Regions from separate parts of the Homo sapiens genome. Here region 1 is linked to region 2. Evidence: read pairs that join two places in POLR2A ChIA-PET (ENCODE). Cell type or tissue: Caco-2. All regions are shown on one strand. Each heading gives the region's core, and the rest is flanking DNA. Links, peaks and the distances in the headings are about the cores only.

The links. ChIA-PET counts read pairs that join two places held together with the same protein. Peaks named below come from ENCODE experiments on the same cell type or tissue, not always from the same donor. Only the 100,000 strongest peaks of a DNase experiment are listed, where the experiment ranks them.
Region 1: POLR2A ChIA-PET joins it to region 2 with 7 read pairs; 3 of 35 experiments call an interaction of 5 or more read pairs at or near these places.

The regions. Positions count from the first base shown.
Region 1 is chr19:6,202,361-6,207,733 of GRCh38, reverse strand. No RefSeq gene overlaps it. Among named protein-coding and RNA genes, the nearest start is that of ACSBG2, 69 kb to the right of the region's middle. RefSeq lists enhancers at 3,608-3,657, 3,678-3,727. In Caco-2, for the core only: no CTCF peak of the experiment used is centred there; no DNase peak of the experiment used is centred there.
Region 2 is chr19:6,758,692-6,764,064 of GRCh38, reverse strand. It overlaps SH2D3A (SH2 domain containing 3A), which reads left to right. Exons shown (of 10, transcript NM_005490.3): 2 at 249-385; 3 at 3,078-3,427; 4 at 4,395-4,471. The coding sequence starts at 317. Among named protein-coding and RNA genes, the nearest start is that of SH2D3A, 6.1 kb to the left of the region's middle. RefSeq lists an enhancer at 2,735-3,235. In Caco-2, for the core only: no CTCF peak of the experiment used is centred there; a DNase peak (open chromatin) is centred at 2,848.

The DNA of each region.
Region 1 (5,373 bases), core at 319-5,318, 560 kb after region 2:
ATGCCGTCTTTGGTTGCATTTTTCAATTCCTGCATACGTTTGTGTCTCTCTCTGGCTTCCCTCATATGCACAGTACTCACCTTTACATTTCTGCCACTGTGTGACCTAATTAATATCTGGTAGTGTGCCCGGACGCAGTGGCTCACGCCTGTACTCCCAGCACTTTGGGAGGCCGAGGCGGGCAGATCACCTGAGGTCGGGAGTTCGAGACCAGCCTGACCAATATGGAGAAACCCTGTCTCTACTAAAAATACAAAATTAGCCGGGTGTGGTGGCGCATACCTGTAATCCCAGCTACTCGGGAGGCTGAGGTAGGAGAATCGCTTGAACCCGGGAGGTGGAGGTTGCGTTGAGCCGAGATCAAGCCATTGCACTCCAGCCTGGGCAACAAGAGTGAAACTCCGTCTGAAAAAAAAAAAAAGTCTGGTAGTGGTAGTTTCCCTTTATAATTCTGCTTCAGAATTTTCCCAGATATTCTTGCATGCTTTTTTCTTCATATAAATGAATCCGCTTATGTTTCAGAATATTTTTATCTGTTGTTCTGACGTTTTAATTTTAATTTGTTTTTGTTTTAGACGGAGTCTCGCTCTGTCACCCAGGCTGGAGTGTAATGGCACAATCTTGGCTCACTACAACCTCTGCCTTCTGGATTCAAGTGATTCTGCCACTTCAGCCTCCCAAATATCTGGGATTACAGGCACCCGCCATCATGCCCGACTAATTTTTGTATTTTTTTAGAGAGGGGCTTTCACCATGTTGGCCAGGCTGGTTCTGAACTCCTGACCTCAGGTGATCTGCCCGCTTTGGCCTCCCAAAGTGCTGGGATTACAGGCGTGAGCCACCGCACCCTGCCCATTTGTTTTGTTTTTTGAGGCGGGGTCTCATTCTGTCACCCAGGCTGGCATGGGGTGGCGCTATCACGGCTCACTGCAGCCTCACCCTCCCAGGCTCAAGCAATCCTCCCACGATGGCTTCCAGAGTAGCTGGGGCCACAAGCACATGCCATCAGGCTCAGCTAATTTTGTTTGTTTGTTTTTTAATTTTTGTAAAGATGAGGTCTCGATATGTTGCCCAGGCTGGTGTTGAACTTCTGGGCTCAAGCGATCCTCCCACCTTGGCCTCCCAAAGTGCTGGGATTACAGGAGTGAGCCACTGCACCTGGCCTTAATTTTTTTTAAACGTCTCCTTGTTGATACTTGTGAGTTCCTGGAGAATTCTCAGTGATTTTTTCTTTTTTCTTTCTTTCTCTTTTTTTTCACATGGAGTTTCGCTCTTGTTGCCCAGGCTGGAGTGCAGTCGTGCGGTCTCGGCTCACTGCATCCTCCGCCTCCCAGGTTCAGGTGACTCTCTTGCCTCAGCCTCCCAAGTAGCTGGGATTACAGGTGTCTGCCACCATGCCTGGCTATTTTTGTATTTTCAGTAGAGACAGGGTTTCACCATGTTGGCCAGGCTGGTCTCAAACTCCTGACCTCAGGTGATCCACCGGCCTCGGCCTCAGATCTGTAACCAACTCTCATTATGTGTATGTTACACTTTCTGTATTGTCCCGCGGTTCTTTTCCATTTGTTCATTTCATTTCATTGTGTTTTTGTCTTTTCTTTTTTCTTCTTAATTAATTTTTTTTTTTTAAATAGAGGCAAGGTCTTGCTAAGTTTCTCAGGCTGGCCTTGAGTGCCTGGGCTCAGGCAGTCCTCCCCACTCAGCCTCCTAAAGTGCTGGGACTATAGGCATGAGCCACCGTGCCTGGCCTCTTTTTTTCTTTAAGATTTTCAGCATGGGATGTTTCTATTGACCTAGCTTCAGGCTCACTCAAGATTTCCTTGGCTGTATTCAGTCCACTGCCGAGCCCATTGGAAGCATGCTTTTTTTATGTCAGTGTTTTTGATGACCAACATTTCCTTTTGATTTCTTAGAGTTTCCATCTCTGCTTACAAGAACCCACCTGTTGTAAGTTCTGTCTGCTTTTTCCATTAGAGCTCTTAGCATATTATTATTTAAAATTGATATCAGCCAGGCGTGGTGGCTCATGCCTGTAATCCTAGCACTTTGGGAGGCTGAAGCGGGCGGATCACTTGAGGCCAGGAGTTCGAGACCAGCCTGGACAACATGATGATACCCTGTCTCTACTAAAAATGCAAAAAAAATTAGCCGGATCTGGTGGCGCATGCCTGTAATCCCAGCTACTCCCTGCTGGGTGAGTGCAAGGTTCCTGGGAATCCCCAGTACCTGACACTCACAACATACCCTGTTGGGAGGTGGAATTCAGGGACAGTTCAGGCTTGGATCTTGCTCTCAAGGGGTTCCCCAATGTTCTGGATGGGTGGAGAGAGGGCTCAGTGCTGGAGAGCCTCAAGAAGTGGGGAGGGCTTTCTGGAAGAGGGGACATGAATGCGGGGATTCACAGGATGTATATGAGTTCACTAGATAGAGACTGTCTGGAAAGGTGAGCTGAGCATGCTCAGGACTGGGCCATTGAAAAATCCCACTAAGCGTAGACTTAAGTGGGAGCTCTTGTCAGCTCCCTGTCCTGAGGACTCTTCCTTGGGATCCCATAGAAGGTGGGCTGGTGGCTTCCTGCCCGCAAAACACTCCGGGGAGAGGCCGCGTGCCCTTTACCCTGCCATGATGGCACCAATGCTGGCGATGACCCACTCTTCTGAGTTGAGACCCATGATTCCCACGCTGTGGAAGCGCTCCAGGCCCAGCTAGGGGAGGGAGGTCCTCGTGAGGCACTAGGAGGCTCAGCCATCCCCGCCCCACCTGCCCGGGAGCCTCAGGCTGAGAACCTTTGGCTCCCTTTTCTCTGTCGCCTGTTTCTTCTTTTTCTTTCTTCTTCTTCTTTTTTTTTTTTTTTTTTTTTTTCTGAAACAAGGTCTTGCTCTGTTGCCCAGGCTGGAATGCAATAGCGCAATCATGGCTCACTGCAGTCTCAACCTCCCCCAGCCCCAGCAATCCTCCCGCCTCAGTCCCCCAAGTAGCTGGGACTACAGGTGTACACCACCACCCCTGGCTAATTTTTTAATTTTTAATTTTTTTGTAGAGATGGGATCTCACTATGTCACCCAGGCTGGTCTTGTACTCCTGGGTTCAAGCGATCCACTCGCCTTGGCCTCCCAAAGCACTGGGATTACAGACACCTCTCTTGTCCTGTTTCTTCTGTTGTTTTCTCTGATAAAATAACCCATCCCCCTCATGACAAGCAACCACACTTTCATCTAGAACTGGGGCTCTCAGCCAGGGGGTGACTCTGTTCCTCAGGGGACATTTGGAAATACTTGGAGACATTTGGGGTTGTCATAGCTCGGGGAATGAAACGCCACTGGCATTGATGGAAACTAGATACTCACAGGACATTCTCCACCACAAAGAATGATTCGGCCCCTAAGGACAACGGCCCTGAGATTGAGAAATCCCGGAAAAAAAAAAAAAAATACAAACAAAATACCTTCCTGACATTTTTAAGCATGCATACTTTACAGAGCCAGGGCAATACTACATGTACGTTATCAAGACCTGCCTTTGTTCACAAAACCATTCATCTTGACTGTTTTCCCCAGTCTTTAAATATTTCTCTGCAATATCAAATCTAACATAATATCATCTAGTATAGAGATGACATGATTTAATCATCCCCCGTATTGGCTGATACTTATGTAGGCTCTGGCTGCTGGGTTTTTTTGTTGTTGTTTTCACTTTTTTTTTTTTTTTTTAATGAGACAGGGTTTTGGCTGGACACAGTGGCTCACGCCTGTAATCCCAGCACTTTGGGAAGCCAAGGCGGGCGCATCATGAGGTCAGGAGATCAAGACCATCCTGGCTAACACGGTGAAACCCCATCTCTATGAAAAATACAAAAAATTAGCCGGGCGTGGTGGCAGGTGTCTGTAGTCCCAGCTACTCGGGAGGCTGAAGCAGGAGAATGGCGTGAACCCGGGAGGCGGAGCTTGCAGTGAGCCGAGACCGCGCACCACTGCACTCCAGCCTGGGTGACAGAGCGTGACTCCATCTCAAAAAAAAAAAAGAGAGACAAGGTCTTGCTCTGTCACCCAAGGCTGGAGTGCAATGGTGCGTTCATGGCTCATGGCAGCCTCGACCTCCTTGGCTTAAGCAATCCTCCTGCCTCAGGCTTCTGAGTAGTTGGGACTACACATGCACCACCACGCCCGGCTAATTTTCATATTTTTTAGAGATGGCGGTCTCACTATGTTGTCCAGGCTGGTATAAGCCACCATGCCCAGCCTGGTTTCACTTTTATTAGATAAAATGTTGGGGCGAACGCCCTGGTAGCTCAAGCTTTGCCTATGCACTGTGATTATCTGTGCCGACATATGGATCGACTTGACAATTTAAGATGGTGTAACTCTCTTGGTTCCATTCACTCAGGTGAGTCCATCGGATCCAGGTGGAGCCCCTCCCCACCACTCCAGACTCTTGGATACAACTGCCCACCCCTCATTTCCTCGTCTAACACGCATCTCAAACCCAAACAGCCCAGCTAGGGGAGGGATGTTACCCACAGCCCTCATCCCTAAATCTCCTCCCTCCACTCCAACCTACCATAATCTCAGACAACAGCAGCTCCATCCTTCAAGTGGCACTGACCAGAAAACTTTGGTCATTCTCAGCGGGTTTTGCTGAGACACCAACAAATTCTGTGGGCTCTGCTTTCAGAATCCGAACGCTTCTCACCCTCTCTCCTGCTACATCTTGGTCCAAACTATCATCATCTCAATCTCAGCTGGTCTCTTTCCCCTCAGTCTGTCCTCCCCACAGTAGCCAGAGAGCGCCGTGAGCACCTGAGTCAGGGCATATCCCTCCTCTGCCTCCATGGCTCCCACTCCCCCTCCCCTCGGGTAAAAGCCAAGTCCCCCACAAGGCCCACCAGGCACTTCTCAACCTTCCCCACCCCCTCCCTCCCTCACTCTGCTCCAGCCACAGGGGCCTCCTCCTCACTGCTCCTTCAACACAGCAGGCACTGTCCTGCCTCAGGGCCTTTGCACAAACTCCCCTTGACCTGGAACACCATCCCATAGATCTTTTCTCTTCATTGAAGTCTTTGTTGAAATATCACTTTCTCTCAGTGAGGCTCTCCTTAGCCACCTTTTTCTTTCTTTCTTTCTTTTTTTTTTGAGACAGAGTCTCACTCTGTTGCCCAGGCTGGAGTGCAGTGGCGTGATCTCGGCTCACTGCAACCTCTGGCTCCCGGGTTCAAGTGATTCTTCTGCCTCAGCCTCCCAAGTAGCTGGGATTACAGGCATGCACTACCATACCCAGCTAATTTTTGTATTTTTAGTAGAGACGGGGTTTCACCATATTGGTGAGGCTGGTCTCGAACTCCTGACCTCAAGTGATCTGCCCTCCTCTGCCTCCCAA
Region 2 (5,373 bases), core at 218-5,217:
GGTGCATGCCTGTAATCCCAGCTACTTGGGAGGCTGAGGCAGGAGAATCGCTTGAATCTGGGAGGCAGAGGTTGCAGTGAGCCAAGATCGCACCATTGCACTCCAGCCTGGGTGATAGAATGAGACTCTGTCTCAAAAAAAAAAAAAAAAAAAAAAAAAGATTTGATGGAGCTGTCTCCAAAATTAAGAAGAGGATGAAAGGAGCTGACCCAGACACTCAAGCAGGGCTAATTATTCCCCTTTTACAGATGTGGAAGACTGAGGCCTGTTGAAAGTGCAGAGCTCAGCCCTGGCACCCTCTGTTCCCAAGAGCTCCATGCAGGTGCCACAGGATGGAGAAGACCTTGCTGGCCAACCTTGGTACCACGGCCTCCTGTCCCGCCAGGTACCACCCACAGCAGGACCTCAGCACCATCTGGTGGGGAGCCTCTCCCACCCTTGCTGAGGATTCCTGGGTCCCTGGATGAGGGACTTAGTGCCAAGGTCTATTGGGACAGGTGGCAGAGGGCTGGGGACTGTCTTGAAGGTTGGCTGGCTGGGGACTGTCACTATATTTAAATTATCACTTTCTTTGGGATGATGAGATTGGTGATGGAGCTTAAGGAGAGTCCTAATGCCCCCAAACTACTCTTGGCTCTGGCCGTCTCTCCCTCTGAACTCCATCTACCTCCTGGTATTTCCCTCTAAATGTGAGGCTCCCAAGCCAGGCATGGTGGCTCACGCCTGTAATCCCAACAGTTTGAAAGGCCGAGGTGGGCGGATCACTTGAAGTCAGGAGTTCAAGACCAGCCTGGCCAACATTGTGAAACCCCATCTCTAATAAAAATACAAAAATTAGCCAGACATGGTGGTATGCGCCTGTAGTCTCAGCTACTTGGGAGGCTGAGGCAGGAGAATCTCTTGAACCCAGGAGGCAGAGGTTGTAGTGAGCCACAATTGTGCCACTGCACTCCAGACTGGGTAACAGAGCGAGACTCTGTCAAAAACATAAATAAATAAACAAACAAATAAATCTGAGGCTCCCACCTCCATCTGAAACTCAGTTGTCACCCCCAAAAATTCTGGGACCCTGAGCATCTCATGAAATCATGAGAGGCAGTAGAACTTAATAGTTAAAATCCCATAATTGAGACCCAGACACCCTAGGTTCAAATCCAAACCCTACAATTTATATTGTATGTGACCTTGGGCAGGACATTTGACCTCTCTGGGCCTCAGTCTCCCGATCTTTAACATAGGGATAGCAGGCCAGGCATGTTGGCTCATGCCTGTAATCCCAGCACTTTGGGAGGCTGAGGCAGGAGGATCACTTGAGGTCAGGAGTTCCAAACCAGTCTGGGCAACATAGCAGAACTCTGTCTCTACACAAAAAAAAAAAAAAAAGCGAAAATTATCCAGGCATGGGTGGCATGTACCTGTTGTCCCAACTACTCAGGAGGCTGAGATGGGAGGATTGCTTAAGCCCAGGAGGTCAAGGCTGTGAGTGAGCCATGAGTGCTCCACTGCACTCAGCCTGGGCAATCGAGAGAGACCTTGACTCAAAAAAAAAAAAAAAAAAAAAAGGCCGGAAGAAAAAAATGGGCCGGGCATGGTGACTCATGCCTGTAATCCTAGCACTTTGGGAGGCCGAGGTGGGTAGATCACCTGAAGTCAGGAGTTCGAGACCAGCCTGACCTATATGATGAAACCCCCTCTCTACTAAAAATACAAAAAAGTAGCCAGGCATGGTGGCATGCACCTGTAATCCCAGCTACTCGGGAGGCTGAGACAGCAGAATCGCTTGAACCCAGGAGGCAGAGGTTGCAGTGAGCCGAGATTGTGCCATTGCACTCCAGCCTGAGCAACAAGAGTGAAACTCCGTCCCAAAGAACAACAACAAAAAAAGGTATAATAATACCTACCACCCTTGTTACAGGAATTACAAGAGTTAACACCCTTTACATTTAAAGCAGTGCTTGACATATAGTAAGGGCTACACACGTGTGTCTGCTACATCTATTATTTAGTCCCCAGACCCCATGTTCAGCTCTACTTTGCCTCTCTCTGGGGTCCTGGCCCTTCTACCTGCCTCCCCAAGCCTTTTTTTTGTTTTTTTTTTTGTTTTTTTTTTGTTTTTGAGACATGATCTCACTCTGTCACCCATGCTGGAGTGCAATGGCTCCATCTCGGCTCACTGCAACCTCTGCCTCCTGGGTTCAAGCGATTCTCCCACCTCAGCCTCCTGAGTAGCTGGAATGACAGGTGCACACCACCACGCTCAGCTAATTTTTATATTTTTTGGTAGAGACAGGGTTTTGCCATGTTGCCCAGGCTGGTCTCAAACTCCTGATCTCAAGTGATCTGCCTACCTCAGCCTCCCAAAGTGCTGGGATTACAGGTGTGAGCCACTGTGCCCCACCCTTCCTACCCTATTTTGACACCAGCCACCACAGCTGGCATAAGACTGCTTGCAAATGTTTATAAAAGAGGGGGCCCCAATCTGGAAGCATCCAGCTAATGGCTTCTCTTGAAGCCACATTTGCATAACAAGCACAGTGCATTTACCAAATTAGATGTTGCATTGGTCAGCATCAGCTAGTGGCTGTAACAAACATTCCCAAGATATCACCAGCTAAACACAGTCAACATGTTAATGTCATAGTCCAAGGTGGTTGAGAAGCAGAGATGCAAAGCTCCATAAATCAGTTGGGAGCCAAGTGCATCTTGTAGCTCTGTCATCCCTCTGGGCTTTGGGGGATATCAGCTGACAGACAGGGGACACAACCTATAAGATTGTGCAGCAGGGTTTTATGCGCCAGGTCTGGATATTTCCCATAGCCCTTCTACCCCACATCCCATTGGCCAGTTCTCATCACATGACAACCCTAGCCGCAAGGGAACCTGGGAAATGTAGTCTACGTAGGTGCCAGGAGAAAGGGGGACAGAACTTGGTGTGAAAGTTCCCCGTCTTTGCCTGCCACAGAAGTTTCACTGGGGTAGCTTTTCTTGGGTGGTGGGGGCAATGGTGGGGGGAGCTACCATTAACCACTGCCCTGGACTCATTCCTAATTCCCCTGCCCCCTGAACTTCATCCACAGAAGGCTGAAGCTCTTCTTCAGCAAAATGGCGACTTCCTGGTTCGCGCCTCTGGGTCCCGTGGGGGCAACCCCGTGATCTCCTGCCGCTGGCGGGGCTCAGCCCTCCATTTTGAGGTGTTCCGTGTGGCCCTGCGTCCCCGGCCAGGCCGACCCACAGCCCTCTTTCAACTGGAGGATGAGCAATTCCCCAGCATACCGGCTCTGGTTCACAGTTATATGACAGGCAGGCGCCCACTGTCCCAGGCCACAGGGGCTGTGGTCTCCAGGCCTGTGACTTGGCAGGGGCCTCTGCGACGCAGCTTTAGCGAGGACACCCTGATGGATGGCCCAGCTCGGATAGAGCCTCTCAGGTACTCACAGTCTCCCTGCCTCCTTGAGAACACCCAACACTCGCAGGGTTTTCCAACTCAATGGTTGACTTTTTTTTTTTTTGACTGAGTCTCACTCTGTTGCCCAGGCTGGAGTGCAGTGGCATGATTTCAGCTCACTGCAACCTCCACCTCTCAGGTTCAAGCGATTCTCCTGCCTCAGCCTCCAGAGTAGCTGGGATTACAGGAGTGCACCACCACGCCCAGCTAATTTTTTTACTTTTTTATTTTTTATTTTTCTCTGGAGTCGAAGTCTCACTCTGTTGCCCAGGCTGGAGTGCAATGGCACGATCTCAGCCCACTGCAACCTCCGCCTCCCGGGTTCAAGCAATTCTCCTGTCTCAGCTTCCCGAGTAGCTGGGATTACAGGCGTGCACCACCATGCCTGGCTAATTTTTTGTATTTTTAGTAGAGACGGGGTTTCACCATGTTGGCCAGGCTGGTCTCAAACTCCTGACCTCAAGTGATCCACCCGCCTCGGCCTCCCAAAGTGCTGGGATTACAGGCATGAGCCACCACGCCTGGCTAATTTTTTGTATTTTTAGTAGAGACAGGGTTTCACCATGTTGGCCTGGCTGGTCTTGAACTTTTGACCTCACGTGACCGCCCGCCTCAGCCTCCCATAGTGCTGGGATTACAGGTGTGAGCCACCGCACCCGGCCTTGGTTGACTTTTGAGGCCCGAACATTCTTAGTTGTGGGGGAGGAGGTGGAGATGTCCTGTGCATCATAGGGTGCTGAGCAGCATTCCTGAGCTCCATCCAACTAGATGCTACTAGTTGTGACAACTAAAGATGTCTCCACACGTTGCTAAGAGTCCCCTGGACGTAGGTCACCTTGATTGGTTGAGACTCACTGGTACAGAGTAACTGGACACAGGGTTTTGCAGATATTGGTGGGGGACACTGCTTAGGTGGGGACTACAGGTTTCTCCCACTTCTGTCCCCCAGGGCAAGGAAGTGGAGCAACAGTCAGCCTGCAGATTTGGCACATATGGGGCGGTCAAGAGAAGACCCCGCTGGGATGGGTAAGTGTCTGCTAGAATGGCCTGTGGCTCAGGGATTGGCTCTGCCACTCACCACCTAAGAGATCTTGGTCAGGTGCAGGCACCTCTTCGAGCCTCAATTTCTTGCTTTAGAAAATGATGACAATCACGATGACTTAAAACATGCAGGGACTTTGTGGGTGCTTAAAATGTGTGTTTACAAGGCTGAGCGCGGTGGCTCATGCCTGTAATCCCAGCACTTTGGGAGGCCGAGGCCGGTGGATCACTTGAGGTCAGGAATTCGAGACCAGCCTTGCCAACATGGTGAAACCCCATCTCCACTAAAAACACAAAATTAGCCGAGCGTGGTGGCACGCACCTGTAATCCCAGCTACTCTGGAGGCTGCGGCAGGAGAATCGCTTGAACCTGGGAGGTGGAGGTTGCAGTGAGCCGAGATGGCGCTACCGCACTCCAGACTGGGTGACAGAACAAAACTCCATCTCAAAAAAAAAAAAAAGTGTTTACAATTATTCCAAGGAGCTGTACCTGTTCTGACCACAGCTTACCTTGCTAACAACTTCTGCTACGTACCCTCCTCATGCTGGTCACACAGCCCTCCTTGCAGTTGTTCGAACCCTCAGGCTTTTATTCCCGCCTCGGGGCCTTTGCATTTTACATTTCCACCAGTGACGGGAACATTCTCATTCCCCTAATTTTTTCCTGAGTGGCTCCTCTCCATCCAGGGTAAGTTCCTCAAAGCAGTTGAGTCTGACGGTCTTACCTAAAGGAGGACTCACCTGAATGCCCCCTCATGCCCCTTTTTTCCCATCCTTCTCCCAACCCCATTCAACATGAGCCGTCCCTGCATCCCAGGCCCTGCACGGAGTGCTAGGATACATCAACAAACCAGAAAGAGACAAAGATCCCTGCCCGATGGGAGCCA